2 separate regions of the Homo sapiens genome follow, and region 2 is linked to region 1. A link is a loop called in an ENCODE intact Hi-C map of the cell type or tissue named here. Cell type or tissue: endothelial cell of umbilical vein. All regions are shown on one strand. Each heading gives the region's core, and the rest is flanking DNA. Links, peaks and the distances in the headings are about the cores only. Region 1 holds the start of SALL4 (spalt like transcription factor 4). Region 2 overlaps ATP9A (ATPase phospholipid transporting 9A (putative)).

Region 1 (8,319 bases), core at 1-8,000:
CATCTATGTATTTTATACACTATGTTGAGAAGGGATCTATGGCACAAAAAAGGTTAAGCTCCCTCCCCTAGAAGGATCCAGCAGTTCCCAGAGTGATTTACAGCCTGAATACCAGCTTGCCTTTGCTGTATACACAAGCTTGCCTCTTCTGTAGCCTCCACCAGCAACATCCCACTTGACTCTTAAAACAGCAGCAGCTCTGTTTGCTTGTGCAGTAAAAAGTGCTTCTACATCCAGGCCACCACTGGTAAATACCGCAACTGTATTTGCCAAGGAGTAAGAAGATTCTGTTATGAACAATTGCTGGGCATGCTTAAGTTAACCAAAAAGGAAAAAAAAAAAGCAAAGTTCAGAGGGATTACACAGCAACTAGTTCTTCCATTTCTCCACCCCACCCCCACCCCGAATTTTAGGAATGTTATCTTGCAGCATCTAGTTATCCAATAAGTTGGAAGAATGCAGTAAACCCAGCAGGGGTCTTAGATTCAATCACTGCCAAATGGATAGAAAATACTCTTACTATTGTATAGGAAGAAAGTTCATCTACTAGTGGCCAATCAAATTCTGGAGACACTGAAATGCTTAAAAAGTAAAACCTGTATATCTTGATAAAAGCATTATGACTCAAGCTTATCTTTTTTTCATTCCTACATTTAAAGAACGACAATGAGTAGATTATCTAAAGCACACAACATCTTCTACCCTCCCCCAACCCCAGGATAATTGCTTACCAAAAAACAAAAGGAAATTATGTGCCTTCTTAAGTATTTAACCAGTTGAAAGAAAACTGCCTCTTTAGCAGCTTAATTTTAGCAGTCAAAAAGCCTTCAACTCAATTCATAGAAGGCAGATAAGACTTTAAGTTTCCACCTAATTAAGATCTAAAAAAGGCAAAGTTTCAAACAGCCTTGAACCAAAATTCGGGGATGCTGCTGGAGAGGAAAAAAAGAGTAAATGGCTCAAAGAAAGTTTCACAGGCGCTAAGGCGTGTGACTTCTGTTTGCTTCCAAGGTTAGGGAAGTGTCCCACTCGTCCCCAACTAGAGATCAGGCAAGTTTGCAAACTCCATGAGGGCAGGGGTTTTTGTCGCCTGTCTCCAGAGCCCCCCTGAACAAATCCTGACACAGACATACAATTTGTTGGGGCGGGGGTGGGGGGGGATTGTGGTGACTGGCGATGCAGTTCTTATCTGGATTTAGTGGCTTTTAAAAATGTTTAGACATTTTAAAAAATAGTCAAAAGTACTGTAGGCTAAAGGTGATGAGGAAGGGACAACTTCTGGAACTCTTTTCGCCATCAATTTTTCCAGGGTAGTACAACCCAGAGAAGCCGACCAAACTCCAACATTGTTTTATTTCTGGGACCTCTTCATCTAAACCGTGTGAAGGCACATCCCAACATTTAAGATGGCAGAGGAGAGGCCACCAAACCCAACCAGCCAAGCACCAATCACGGCTCCCTTGTCGAAGATGCCAAAAAGAACATCTCATCACATCACCAACTGACCTAAGGTTATTTTTAAAAAACCAATAAAAACAAAACAAAACAAAACAAAACAAAACAAAAAAAACAGTTCCTTGGGCTCTGGGGCGAGGCAGGACAAGACACCATGGGCCATCAAGCAGGGCAAGGCACCACGGGCAAAGCCATTTCAAACAGGTGCTGCAATTTAAAATGAGTAAAAACATGACTATCACTTTTGGTCTTTAATATCTTGAATTAAAGATAGCGCACTCGAGTCCCCAGCCTGGTGTCTGGCAGGCAGCACACTGCCATTTCTGCTAGATTGCCTCAACTGGCAGCTCAACACCATCTTGACACAATAAACACAAATAAAAACATTTTGGTATTTTGAACAAAATTAAGACTGATCACATTCCCAATTCATAGTAGCCCTTCTATAGTTGAAATTATCTAAACAGGGCATTTTATCACTGCTATATAGAGGAGGAACCCAAAAACTCAGAAAAAACAAAAAAACAGAAAACGCCACCAAGCTGGCTTCAAGGTTACACAGCTGAAAGTCACACAGCCACAGTGGAACGCGGATCCCATTCTAAAACCTGACTTCCCAGGCATCAACCTAACACTTCACATTTTAAAAAAGGAAATGCTAACTGCCTTCTGCCTCCCAAGATGGTTCCCCAACCCACAGCCCAGGAGGAAGCTCACTAACAGCAGCACGAATGACAAAGTATCATTTGCTTCTGCACTGCACATTTTTATTCAACAAAAGGAGCTGTTTGGCAAATTGTAGCTTCTCTCCCTATGGGAAACCCACATGAAGTCTAACGTAGAAAGTTGACCTGAAACGTTAACTAACGTCAAAATCCTTCTAAGCCAGCGTAGGTCATTTTGGTGAGTAATTGGAAATAGGAAGTTATTCGAAACTTGGGAATCCTAATCGTTGATGTTTGTAATCCAGTTTAGCACAAAGGGCATTTGAAACTCTTTTGAGAAAATGCTAATTTTTCCTGTATGTAGTGTTAGCCCTGCGACCACCTGCAGATTTTTTGATCTGCTAATTGATCGCCAGACGTCATTTTCCTCCCTCAAAAACTGCATTCTCGAATGGCTTTGCAAAATAAGACCAGCTCAATCTGCATTCTAAAAAATTATGTGAGACATATACATACATCTAAGTTAGATATGTATGTCTACATTATATACCTAACACATATAATTTTAGGCAGCTCAAATGCAAACAACCCAAACGCAGCCATTAAAAACGCACTGCTTGGGAAAACAACCTTCTCTCCCAAGGAGGCAATTGGAGGCTCTGCAAACACATTCTAGCCGCCAGGAGTTATTACCAAGAATTCCACACTTGGCAAAGAACAGCGGGCACAGACGACGATCAAGCAGGCGACCGGCACGAATCCCCTAGGGTACCCATCCTTGGCCCAGCCCAGCACTCTCCATTCACCCCCACAACCCGTCCCACCCACCAGGTGTGAGCCAGTACCTGCGAAGGGACCCCGCCTCCCAGCAAAGGGCTAGGCTTCAAGCTGGGCCTCCAGGGGGCGCCCGCGCGCAAGCCGGGTGGGCTGTCCGCGACAACCCTGGTGATCAATAGCCAACTCCCCTCCCTCCCAAATCGCAGTGGCAGCGCACGGCCAGGCCCGAGGTTTTAGCTCAGCTCAGGTTGACTCTGATTCCAAACTCCAACCATCGTTAATTTCAGAAGCCCTCTCGTAACAAGCTTCCCTCCCGAAAGGTGCCAAACACCACCAAAAGCCCCACGTGTGTGCGCCCACCCAAAATGAAGGGGGAAGGGGAGGTCAGCGTAGGACCAGGGGAGGGGTCAGAACCAGGAGCTCGCCCCTCCTCTCCGGAGGAAGCAGGCGGGCTGAGGGTTAACCCTTTTGTTCCAGGTGGGCCAGGCCACGAAGCCTTCACGCTCCCCTCAACCCCCACCCCACCCCGCCCCCAACCAAGGCACAAAGAGAGTCCCTCCAGGCGCCTGGGACCTCGGGTGCGCGCTGCGCTGACCACCCGGCGCCCCGAAAACGCCCAGCCATCCCCTCCGTCAAGCCGATCCTTTTAATTTGCCCTGGAAAAATGTTAAACGGGGAATTCTATTGACGTATTATAAACTTGGGAAATGTATTACATTCAGTCTCCGACAAAAAGGCGGGGATACGGAAGCCAAAAAGTGGCGACCGTCTTCTCGGGAAACCCCGGGTATCAGAGATGGTCTCTGAGAGTCCTCCGGGGTTGCCGCGCACACCCGTCTGCTGCAGGGAAATTAGAAAGCAGGCGGGGAGCGGAGCGACGAACAAGGCCGGAGAGGAGGCTACAAATCCCCCCTCCCCCCACGCGCACGCTAAAAACTTATCAGGCGACAATTTGGCGGGCCGGGATGGAGACGAGATAGTGGAAAACCGCCTCGCTCCTAAAACCTCCGCGGTGAAGTGATGAAGTGGGAACAGAGTTGGCCCCGCCGTTCCTGGCGCGGCTGGGGTCCCGAACTCCCCTCGATCTGGGAAACGCTGGCCGCGGAAGCGTGGGCCAGGTCAGCCGCGGGAGTTCGCTCTGGCCCCCCACCTCTCCCCTTTCACACCCAAGCGCAAATGTGGAAAGCCGAGCGCTCCAGAAAAGCCACGCAAAACGGGAGGCCGGTGCACCCCAGTGGGGCTGCCGCGCGCCCGCCACCCCGGCCACTGGGGGCTCGCACCCTCGGGCTTGCCGCGGTTATTTTTAGGAAGTCGGAAATCAAAGATGGCTGGAGGTCAGGCCCCGAAAGGTTAGGGCGAAGATCGGCAGGCGGCGCAGCCCGGGCAGAAAAGGCGAAATCCAGAAAAGAAAAAAATTTTAAAGGGAAACATTGAGCCCTCCTCCCCCACCTCTCTGGGCCCTCCAATCCCCTGCGCAGCGCGGGTGGCCCGCACCCCAGCTCCTGAGGGTGGGGAGAGGTCGCGCCCCCTCCCCCCACTTGGCCCGGGAGGGGCGCGTGCAACAGATCGTCCTCCTCCGGGGGGTCTTCCAGGGGTGCGCCCCTCCTCCAGCCTCCAAGAAAAGCCCCAAGGGGCTGGTGGAGAGGGTGGGGATCCCCCGGGGTTCTTTCTTTTGAGAGCGACGCGAGGGAGGGGGACCTAAGTTACAAGGGGGGGGGGTAACACCAGTGAGGGGAGTGGAACCAATTAAGTGAGGGGCAGAGGACAAGGAGAAGGGAACCTTTCGGGAGCGAGAACAGAGGAGCGAGTGGGGGTCAATTTTACAATTAGGGGAGAAAGCTGGGGGTGAAACTTACACAAGAGGGGAGAAGAGGAAAAAAGTGTGAAATGTGCAAAAGGCGGGGTGGTGGGGAGAGGAGGAGACCTCTCCTCCCGGGCACTGAGCCCCCAAATCTCGGCTCCTGAATTTGCGCTGGACGCCGCCCGCTCCCCGAAGCCTGCGCCCTCGAGGATCCCGCGTACGTCCGGGAAGCTCCCCTCCCCGGGCGGGCGCCCCAGCCCCACTCACCCAGCTCCCCCGCCGCGGGCGCCGCTGGGGCCGCATCTGCAAACTCCGGGGTCTGCTGCTGCGGCTGCTGCTCGCCCTGGTCCTCCTCCGAGTTGATGTGCTGGGGTTTCGCCTGCTTGCGCCTCGACATGGTGCGAGCATCGGGGCGCCGGGAGAGCCGCAGTTATTTGCCCTCTCCGCCACAAATTCCTGGAGTTGGGAAATTTACCCCCCTTCGGCCGGAACGCGCATGTCCCAGTAATTATTATTATCAATAATGCATTGCGATTTATCATGAGCCCTGACAGCTGATTGGCCTGGGTCCAAGACCTCAGAGATCATTTAAATAAGCCCTCATTGATCAGGGAGGGGTGAGGCATTCTGGGCTTTGTAGTCCGGGCCTACTTGTGACAAAGGCGTGTTCATCAGGGGAGCGCAGCTAATTAGCATCCGGGCTCAGATTGGCTGGGGCGGGGACGAAATCAGAGGGGGACCCATCCTTGCTCCAGCTATCTCAGTCCTTGGAGAGGAAAAGAAAATGGGGAGAAATGCGTACTCATTAAAAAGTAGGAGCTTACGTAGAAGTTTTGGAACGGCTTTATTTGGTAGTTACTTGCTCCAAAGATTACTTGGTAAGGTTGATGTCCACCAGCCGAGAAGGGAGATCTCTTCACAGTGGAATATTTTGGCTCAGTTTTCACATCTACACGCACACACATTCCCCCAAACCTGAGATGTGACCCGTGTCCCCTCCCATCTTTTTGATTAAAAATGTTTAAGTTGAGTCTCGAGATAACTGAAGAATGATGAATGGTGGTGTTTTCAGCCCTCCCACCCATCTCAACTCTTAAAGTGAGCTCGGAACTTCCAAAATTTCAGATACCCCACCACCACCATGACTTACCTCCTTTAAAAGCTGATTAATAGCCTCCAGGATTCCTGTTCACAAAGACTGGTTTGTGGTTACAATGCAAACCTTGATTTTTTTTTAACTTCAAAATGACTGGCTACTAAATATAGAAATGGCAAATGATAAGCAAGCATAGTCAGAGATAATATCAAAACAGCAAGCAATTGCATTTTTTTCCCCAGGAGCCATAAATGCCTGATAACATCATATTTTATTACTGAGACAATGCTCTTGCATCTCCCATGGAATGGCAATGGGGCACTGTCACAGTATCTGGTTGTTACTAATCACTATTGGAATTTTTTTGTGCAATACACACATTATTACAGAAAAGGTGTATCGTTCAAAGTGATTGTATCATTGACACATGATGCCTGGAATTTTTTAAAGTGGGGCTTGTGTGTGTGTATATGATATATTACATGTATACACATTTATACCGTAAATTCATGTATACTTAATTTGGCTAACTGCTTTACACAATGTACATGCTCAATAAATGTTAAATGAATGATGAAATCATCAACCTGCTAAGTCTTTGATTGGTCTTTCCATAACTGCTCTGGGCATGCGTCTTTGTTTGGCATTTACTTCATTGTAAGGGACTGTGCAGATATAAACCCTCCCTCCACATTTGTGCATTGCATTCTCTTGATTAGTTATTCATCACGTTCCCAGCTTGTAAACTCATCAGGAATACAAGCAAAATGGAATGCTGGGCTCATCAATGTGTTCACCTGGGTATTTGGACAACCCAAGGCAGAAAATAAATCAGCTTGATCATCTTTTTTATATTCGTGGCCATCAGTAAAAACTTGTTGAAGGAAGATTAACCTTCAATTTTTGAGTCTCTGAAAAAGTCTTGCCTTATTTTATGTATAATATTTAAAGCAAGTAAGACAGAATTATAGCCAACAGCCAGATTGAAAAGGTAAGAATTTGGTTTAATAATACATAGAAGCAGTTTAGAATTCTGATACTGAGTAAAAAGGCCAATTAGCACCTGCCTTGCTGACTAATCTACTAATATTCTCAACACCTTTTCTGTGTAAGATAGTGTGGCAGGAGATCTAACTTACAAATCTAAACGAATGTGCAGTGGGTTTATGGCTCAAAAAATACTATTGGGTTAAGGAAAATTTCATTTATATAGTTGTTTATATTTATTTTAGTAGATGATAGTTGTAACATGTTAGCCTTACTACGAGACAAAATTGTGCCGCTTGACTCTCCAAGTGATAGTAATAATAATAATTGATTGAGCCCCTTGTACATGCCACAGACTGCATTAAATGAATGCACACCGCCTTGTTTTATCTTCCCATGGAGGTTGGCCCTATTGTCCTCTCCATTTTGAAACTGAGGCTCAAAGACATGAAGTGACTTAATTAGAAACTGGCTGAGCTGGTGGTCAGTTTCTAAGCCGGTGGTCAGTTTCTAAGTCTGACTCCAAAATTCTATCACATCCTAATACCTGTCTTCCAACTATAGCTGAATATAGAGAAGATAGCTAAAGAAGAAAAATCGGAGTACAGTAAACTAAATTTAAAGTGTCCTAGAAAAATCTTGGGTCTTCAGAAATCACTCCAACAGATGAAGTCAAGAAGTTTCCCTCAAATGGAAACCTTCCACAAATGTCATATCAAGAAAAGCAGGACACAGTACATGTTTTGAATCTACCCCCAGTTTAACAGCTGCAGCCAGGAGCCAGTTGGTGGAAAATAAAGTAAGTCCTAGAGCAAAGCAGGGGATGAACGGAGGGCATAGCAACAGGCAAGTCCGTAATCAAAAGTTGTTTCAGGCTGAGCACAGTGTCTCACGCCTGTAATCCCAGCACTCTGGGAGGCCAAGACTGGCGGGTCACCAGAGGTCAGGAGTTCGAGACTAGCCTGGCCAACACGGTAAAACTCCATCTCTACTAAAAATACAAAAATTAGCTGGTTGTGGTGGCGCATGCCTGTAATCCCAGCTACTCAGGAGCCTGACGGAGGAGAATCACTTGAATCCAGGAGGCGGTGGTTGCAGTGAGCCAAGATCTAGCTACTGCACTCCAACCTGGGCGACAGAGTGAGACTCTGTCTCATGAAAAAACAACAACAAAAAAGTTATTTATTAAACCAAAGGACCTGGTTGGGACCCAAGCTTGAAAAGAAAATGTTCAGAGTAAAGGATGATATTAAACTTTTTCATGTTAACGTCCTTTGTTAGGTGACTGGGTTTATATAATCCAGTCATTGTCAATGTTTATGTAATCCAGTCATGTTCAATGTTTGTGCCAGGCAGGAATATTCAAAAAATACACTTCTTGGTATATTTTTCAGCAGTCTTATTGTTTATAAGGAGATTTGGGATGCATAATCCCATTTTATCCTCACTAATATCCTTTTTTAATTCCTTTTTTTTTTTTTTTTTTTTTTTGAGACAGACCACTCTTGTCACCCAGGCTGGAATGCAGTGGCACGATC
Region 2 (8,328 bases), core at 246-8,245, 160 kb before region 1:
AGAAATTAACAACAATAACTTATAACAAAATAGAACACATAATATGCTGTAATAAAAGTAAATAAGACTTGCTTGAACGCAAGCACGGCAATACCACAACAGCCAATCTGAGGGTTCCTGAGTGACTAGCAAGCAGGCAGGTAGATGGCGTGAGTACACTAGACAGATGATTCATGTCCGGGAGGATGGAGTGGGATGGCATGAAATTCGTCACACTACTCACAATGGCACACAACTTAAAACTTATGAATTGCTTATTTCCGGAATTTTCCATTTCATATTTTTAGACTGCAGTTGACCATGGGTAACTGAACCTGCAGATAAGTGGGGATTACCATATTGCTGTTTTAAGCCACTAAATGTGGGGCAATCTGTTATGAAGCAATACGTAGTTAATATCCCACCCTAACATTACTGTGGGTCTTTTGTGAGCTTTTCGATGTCCCTCTCGTCACACCCCAGCCCTAACCCCCAAGTCCTGGCGTAGAGAGCTGGGAGCTGGAAGCCAGGCAGCCTGGAGTGAGTTCCAGCCCCACTAATTCCAGCTGTGTGAACTTGGACAGGTTTCCCAGCTCCCCTCAATTCCAGCTGTGTGAACTTGAACGGTTTCTGAGCCTCCTTCCACTTCAATTTTCTCCCCTGCCAAACATCAGTCCTAATGGTACCTACCTCACATGGTTATGTATTAAATGAGTTACTTCATGCAAATCACTTAGAACAGCCTCTGGCACACAATAAGCCCCTGGGCGGGGTAATCCCAACACTTTGGGAGGCCAAGGTGGGCGGATTGCTTGATGTCAGGAGTTCCAGACAAGCCTCGCCAACATGGCAAAACCCCGTCTCTACTAATAATACAAAAAATTAGCCGGGCATGGTGGCGCACGCCTGTAATCCCAGCTACTCGGGAGGCCGAGGCAAGAGAATTGCTTGAACTTGGGAGGTGGAGGTTGCAGTGAGCTGAGATGGCACCGCTGTACTCCAGCCTGAGTGACAGAGTGAAACTGTGTCTCAAAAAATAAATAAATGTTACTTGTCATTCCTGTCATTCTTCTTACTACTGCTGCTGCTAGTGGCTATTACCATTTCTACTACTATCCCAGAGCTGCCCATGGCACTAAAGCTACACGGTAAATGATCAAGGAGAAGAGTGGTGCAAAGATAGGAGGGCGAGAAAAAGCTGTGAGTTGTTTATTTTAAGTATCTTATTTGATAACTTCCCTAACATTAAAAAAAAAAAAAAAAAAAAAAAGACAACTGGCTATCACTGTTGAATCCTGCTCACTTCGGCACTGACTGTGAGTCTACCGTGTGCCAGGCAGGAAAGCTAGGCACAGGAGACACGGGAGGACCAAAAGGATCCTGGCCCCTGTTCTAACCCACAGGGAGAAGACAGGTGGTGACAAGCAAACCCGCAGGAAATCAAGAATTTCAGTGTGATGAATGCTACGGAAGAAGAACGAGATGCTGTAAGAGGTGGTCTGAATTCAAGGAACCTGTAAGGCTGAAGGAGAAGTTCACAAGCCAAGCCTTAGCTGAAAATTCTCCGCCAGCAGGCAGGGGGCAGGGCCATGTGCCCAACAACCTATGTTATCAATTTCTACTTCTACTTGTGCACTCTGTTTTTTTTTTTTTATTTCCAAAGGTTTTTGGGGAACACATGGTGTTTGGTTATATGAGTAAGTTTTTTAACAGTGATTTATGAGATTTTCGTGCACCCATCACCTGAGCAGTATACACTGAACCCAACTTGTAGTCTTTTATCCCTCACCGTCCTCCCACCCTTTCAGCCCCCTGACTCGCCAAAGTCCATTGTATTATTCTTAAGCCTTTGCTTCCTCATAGCTTAGCTCCCTCTTATGAGTGAGAACATACGACATTTGGCTTTCCATTCCTGAGTTATTTCACTTAGATAATAGTCCCCAATCCCATCCAGTTTGCAGCGAATGCCATTAATTCATTCCTTTCCATGGCTAAGTAGCATTTCATCATTTTATATATATATATATATATATATATATATATATATATATATATATATATATATCTCATAGTTCCTTTATCCACTTGTTGACTGATGAGTATTTGGGCTGGTTCCATATCTTTGCAATTGCAAATTGTGCTGCTATAAAAATGCATGTGCAAGTATCTCTTTCCTCCATGAGGCATGAAACACTTGGGTAGATCAGGGTGGAGAGGATTCTCATTTGTCAAGGAAAAAAAAAAAAAAAAGTCCAGAAAAGATGAAAGAGCCTTATTCCAAAGATCCTTAAGATCTGAAGGAGAGTTTTCTGCAACGAAGCTAAATGATGTGAGGAACCACCCCACTCCAACATAGGTGTGGGACTGAACCAAGGAATCGGTATTTTCAAAGCTCCCTGGGAAAAATCAGACAATCATGCAGACTGCAGAACAACCAGACCAAGTGGCATATGAACACCAGATTTTCCAGCCTCCCCACGACGGAAAGTGTGATCTCCGTGGGTAAAAAGAGAAAACAGAGGGATGGGCACAGTGGCTCACACCCGTAATTCCAGCACTTTGGGAGTCCCAGGCAGGAGAATCGGTTGAGGCCAGGAGTTTGAGACCAGCCTGGGCAGCACAGTGAAACCCTGTATCTATAAAAAATTAAAAAATGAGTCAGCCCTGGTTTTGCAAGCCTGTAGTCCTAGCTACTCGGGAGGCTGAGGTGGGAGGACTCTTATAAATACATTCTTTTAATAAGAATTTAAAAATTAAAAATTTTTAAAAGAGCCAGTAGAAAAACAACATATCAAATCCAATCAGACTCTTCAGACTGGCAAAATTTTTTAACGTGCCCGGCCACAAGGTTTCTTTTTTCATCATTTTGATGAAAATGTTTTGAAACATGAGGGAAGTGGTGGCTGAGCAACACTGTGAATGGACTAAATGCCACTGAAGTTTTCACTTTAAAATGATTATATTATGTGAATTTCACCTCAATAAAAAAATACATGTTCAATATTAAACAAAAGAGAATGAGAGATGTATTACCAAGAAATCCCCAATGGACGTTCTCTTTAACTTTCACTCCAGAACCAGGGACACCATAAGCGGATCAGAGTTACGGGGTGTGTCCAATGAATGAACTAATTTCCTTTCTGCTTAGGGAATTATATTCCCTTGTTAGTCTGGGTGACAGATACCACAGTAAAGAGGGTTAGAAAGAATGTCAACCCACAGGGACACACGCAGCACACCTGGGGTACTTAAGCACTTTAAGCCATGAATAAAAACGACTCACCCGCACGATGATGCCCATACGTTTGCTTTCATAGGTGAAAGGGAAGATCTGTAGGATGGTGAAGTTCAGGATCTGGTCGCCAGGGGTCCTCAGCTGCATGGAAGACTGGTCTCGGCCCACCAGGGTTAAGCCCACACTTTCCGTCCACTGTACCAGGGCCACCTAAACATAACACAGGGTCGAAGGTCAGATGCCCAGCCGAGAATCTGGGTTCACAGGCTGTGCTATGAACACAAAGGCAGAAGGGGGCTCAGAGACAGGGGAATCACAGTAGTCACTGCCCTTAGGGACGCCAAGTGCTCTGTGCTGGCCCATGACAGTGTCTGTTCCTCTGGGTCTATGAGGGCTCCCACACTGAAAGCTGCCCCTCTATAAGGCACAATTCATCTTTTCTAGGCTCAAAACAGGCTGCACACCAGAGGCATGGCGGAAAGAGATGGCACAGAATTAAGAGTGATTGTGACTGGGTGCAGTGGCTCAGGCCTGTAATCCCAGCACTTTGGGAGGCCGAGGTGGGTGGATCACCTGAGGTCAGGAGTTCGAGACCAGCCTGGCCAATATGGTGAAACCCCGTCTTTACTAAAAATACAAAAATTACCCAGGCATGGTGGCGGACACCTGTAATCCCAGCTACCCAGGAGGCTGAGGCAGGAGAATCGCTTGAACCCAGGAGGCAGAGATGCAGTGAGCTGAGATCACGCCATTGCACTCCAGCCTGGGTGACATAGCGAGACTCTGTCCCCGTCCCCACCCCACACCACCCCCACTCCGAAAAAAGGAGCAATTGGCACAATTACGGATCACTCCTGGAAGTATCTGCAACAAGCTAAACAATAAAAAAAAGAAGGAAGAGAATGCTGACTGACACAGCCCTTCGCCTTCAGGCTCTCCTTTCAGCCTCACACACTGCACTGGGGGAGTGTCTTCAGTGGTTCTCAACTGGGTGATTCTGTCCCCCAGGGGACCCGCGCCAACATCTGGGGGAATCTGTACTTGTCACAACTGGAAGGAGGTAATGCTGGTATCCAGTGGGCAGAGGCCAGGGATGCTACAAAACGTCCCGTAACACACAGGACATACCACACCAGAGACTGATCTGGCCCCAAATGTCAATAGTGCTGAGGTGGAGAACACGGGTCCACACAGAAGAGGAAACCAAGGCTCAGAGCAGTTAATGAAGTTGCCCAAGGTGACAGCGCTGGCATGTGGCAAAGCTAGGCCAGACTGGCACCTGGATCCGCCTGGTGTAAAGTTCCACAGCACACACTCTTCCCTTCCAAGAGTCATCGCACGGGTGTCAAGTCAGAACCTTCTCATGGCCTCAGCCAGACATACTCAGCTTAAGGTCAAAGGCATGAGGGTTGCAAACTCCAAGACAGGGGCCAGAGTGTTGATACAAATAGCAAAGAGGGCTGAGTGGGGGCTGTGGCAAGCAGGAGCCCAGCCCCAGCCAAAGGAGGCTGCTGCCACTATACACACAGGTGGCAGTTACTGCCCTGCAGGGACTAGGGCCAGGGTGGATGGAGCTTCCAGTTTCTCAAGAAAAAACAGAAATTTAGACTTCTCCCCGAGACGGCCTAACTTTTAAATGTAAGCAATTGGCCAGCTGCTGTGACTCACACTTTTAATCCCAGCACTTGGGGAGGTTGACGCAGGAGGATCACTTGAGCCCAGGAGTTTGAGACAAGCCTAGGTAACACAAGGAGACCCCATTTCTAAAAAAAAATTTTTTAATTATTAGGGTGGTGGCTCATGTCTGTAATCCCAGAACTTTGGGAGGCTGAGGCAGGCAGATCACCTGAGGTCAGGAGTTCGAGACTAGCCTGGTCAACATGGTGAAATCCAGTCTCTACTAAAAATACAAAAATTAGCCGGAGGTGGTGGCATGCGCCTGTAATCCCAGCTACTCAGGAGGCTGAGGGAGGCGAATCTCTTAAACCTGGAAGGTAGAAGTTGCAGTGAGTAGAGATCGCACCACCCCACTCCAGCCTGGACAACAGAGCGAGACTGTATCTCAAAAAAAAAATTATTATTAGGGTGGGGTGGTGCATGTGTGTCGTCTCAGTTACTCAAGAGGTTGAGGTGGGAGGATCACGATCTGGGAGGTGGAGGCTACAGTGAGCCATAATGGTGCCACACTACTCCCACCTGGACACAGAGTAAGACCCTGTCTCAAAAACATAATAATAGAGCCGGGCGCGGTGGCTCACACCTGTAATCTCAGCACTTTGGGAGGCTGAGGTGAGTGGATCACCTGAGGTCAGGAGTTCGAGACCAGCCTGGCCAACATAGTGAAACCCCATCTCTACTAAAAAAATAAAAATAAAAAAAATAAAAAATAAGCTGGGCGTGGTGGCAGGCGCCTGTAATCCCAGCTACCAGGGAGGCTGAGGCAGGAGAATCACTTGAACCCAGGAGGCAGAGGTTGCAGTGAGCCGAGGTCGCGCCATTGCACTCCAGTTTGGGCAACAAGAGCGAAACTCCATCTCAAAAAAAAAAAAAAAAAGATAAAAAACACTTCCAGTGGAGGTGATGCCTCCCAAGTACCCCTCTCCCTATCACCTACCTGCAGCCCCTGTCAACACCCTCCTAAAACCTGCCTCCCCTACTCCCCCTAAAGATTAAGCTTTATGAGAGGAAAGTGGGAGGGCCTTCCTTTTCTTCTTTCTTGATTTTTTGTAGACACTGTACCTTTGGACTTGGATGGGAATAAAGTGACAGCTTGTTTGGCATTGAAGTTGGAAGCCCTCCTGTATTCCTTTCCTGTTGTTGCTGTACCAAATTACTGTGCATCTGTTTTTTTTTGTTTGTTTTGTTTTGTTTTGTTTTCGTGATGGAGTCTCACTCTGTCACCTAGGCTGGAGTGCAGTGGTGCGATCTCGGCTCATTGCAACCTCCACCTCCCGGGTTCAAGCAATTCTCCTGCATCAGCCTCCCAAGTAGCTGGGATTACAGGCACCTGCCATCACATCTGCCTAATTTTTGTAATTTTAATAGAGATGGGATTTCACCATGTTGGCCAAATTGGTCTCAAACTCCTGATCTCAAGTGATCCACCTGCTTCAACCTCCCTCCCAAAGTGCTGGGATTACAGCCATGGGCCACCGCACCGGCCAGCATCTGTTTTAAAATGAAACAAATAGATTTTCTTACAGTTCTATAGATCAGGGGTGGACATGGGATGAGGGTCTCACTGAGACAGGATCAAGGTCGCTTGATCACCATTGCTGCATTGCTGCGGAGGCTCTAGGGGAGCACCTGTAGTCCCAGCTACTGGAGAGGCTGAGATGGGAAGATTGATTCAGCCTGGGAGGCAGAGGCTACAGTAAGCTGAAACCATGCCACTGCACTCTAGCCTGGGTGACTGAGTGAGACTCTGTCTCCAAAAAAAAAAAAAAAAAAAAAAAAAAAAAAAAAAAAAACCTGGCGTTCCTCTTGAGTTCCCATTCCTTTTACCAAGAGAGCTCTGCAGAAGCCACAAGGCAAAGGTATGCAGCTCTCCACCCCTAGTCCTTTCTTTCTCTGGAACCCCTGGATGTCATCTTAGCTGACCTGCTATACCCCGAAGAAGAGATCAAGCTGGAGCTCAAAACTGGGGTTCCAGTCCCCGCTCTGTCCCCAGCCCCCAGCCCCCACAGGCCTCTGCAAAATAAAGATCTTGGAGTAGATGACTATTTCTCATTTCTGCTCCAGCTCTGAAAATGTATCTTTATGCATCCTTAGTCTACTATGCTCAGATATCGAGTTCAGTTTCTGTTGCTTCTATTAACTAAATTTACATTAGCAAGAAATTATTTTTCAAGACTCTCCCTTATTTAAGTTCAAGTCATAATGAGTCAGCCAGCACTAACGAGCTTTGAGCTTTGACCAATGGAAGAAACTGTCATACTGACCTCTACCTTTCAAAGAAAGGACCAATCAAGTAGTGGGTTTTTCTGTTTTTATTTTGTGTTTTTTTAGTTTTAGTTTTTGGCTACTGGCCTGCCTAAGTCTTTGAAAACTCATTCACTTAGTTATTTGTTTAATTTAATGGCTATGCTATAGACTATGTTTATGTCCCCTAAAATTCATATGTTGAAACCTAATCCCCAATATGATAGCAGTTGGAGATGGGGCCTCTGGGAGGTGATTAAGTCCTGGGGGTGGGGTTCCTCATGAGTGGATGTGTGCCTTTATGAAAGAAACCCCAGAGAGGTCCCTCGCTCCTTCTGCTGCGAGAGACAGAGTGAAAAGAGGGCCTTTTATCAGCCAGGAAACAGGCCCTCACCAGACACCAAATCTGCCAGTATGCTGACACAGGACTTCCCAGCCTCCAGAACTAGGAGAAATAACTTCTGTTGTTTACAAGATACCCAGTTGATGGTATTTTGTTATAGCAGGCCATGTTATAGCAGGCCAAACAGACTAAGACACTCTAACTTTCAATATAGCCCTGTTTTGTCTGCTAACAATTGTCTTCCAAAGTTTAAAATTAACAAATCAGTAATGATTCGCATATATAAAATCATACCAGCCAGGTGCAGTAGCTCATGTCTGTAATCCCAGCACTTTGGGAGGCCGAGGCAGGAGGATCACCTGAGGTCAGGAGTTCAAGACCAGTCAGGTCAACATAGCGAAACCCCATCTCTACAAAAATACAAAAACTAGCCAGGCATGATGGCGGGTGCCTGTAATCCCAGCTACTCGGGAGTCTAAGGCAGGAGAATCGCGTGAACCCCAGAGGCAGAGGTTGCAGTGAGCTGGGATGGCGCCATTGCACTTCAGCCTGAGCAACAGAACAAGACTCTGCCTCAAAAATAAATAAATAAATAAAAACAAGAAAAAAAATTATCCCATCTGTCTATGTAAAAAAGCTTGGGTGCAGTGTAGAAATGTTTATAGAGTGATACACATGGAGAGAATTACTTCTAGCTTTTACTTCTAGCTTTTTTTTTTTTTTTTTTTTTTTGAGACGGAGTCTCACTCTTTTGCCCAGGTTGGAGTGCAGTGGCGCGATCTCGGCTCACTGCAAACTCCACCTCCTGGGTTCATGCCATTCTCCTGCCTCAGCCTCCCAAGTAGCTGGT

The links. Peaks named below come from ENCODE experiments on the same cell type or tissue, not always from the same donor. Only the 100,000 strongest peaks of a DNase experiment are listed, where the experiment ranks them.
Region 2: it touches region 1 in a loop (8-fold over the local background); 9 of 110 quality-filtered maps call a loop at or near these places.

Annotation. Positions count from the first base shown.
Region 1 is chr20:51,797,314-51,805,632 of GRCh38, forward strand. SALL4 (spalt like transcription factor 4) reads right to left here and starts at 5,208. Exons shown (of 4, transcript NM_020436.5): 1 at 4,966-5,208. The coding sequence starts at 5,095. RefSeq lists enhancers at 1,991-2,914, 3,062-3,111, 3,627-4,269, 4,913-5,554. In endothelial cell of umbilical vein, for the core only: a CTCF peak has its summit at 3,029 (motif pointing right); a DNase peak (open chromatin) is centred at 3,038; H3K4me3 peaks cover 2,109 bases; H3K27me3 peaks cover 950 bases.
Region 2 is chr20:51,636,081-51,644,408 of GRCh38, forward strand. ATP9A (ATPase phospholipid transporting 9A (putative)) reads right to left here. Exons shown (of 28, transcript NM_006045.3): 15 at 3,263-3,424. Among named protein-coding and RNA genes, the nearest start is that of NFATC2, 98 kb to the left of the region's middle. RefSeq lists an enhancer at 3,190-3,484. In endothelial cell of umbilical vein, for the core only: CTCF peaks have their summits at 3,336 and 3,540; DNase peaks (open chromatin) are centred at 3,351 and 7,521; H3K27ac peaks cover 347 bases.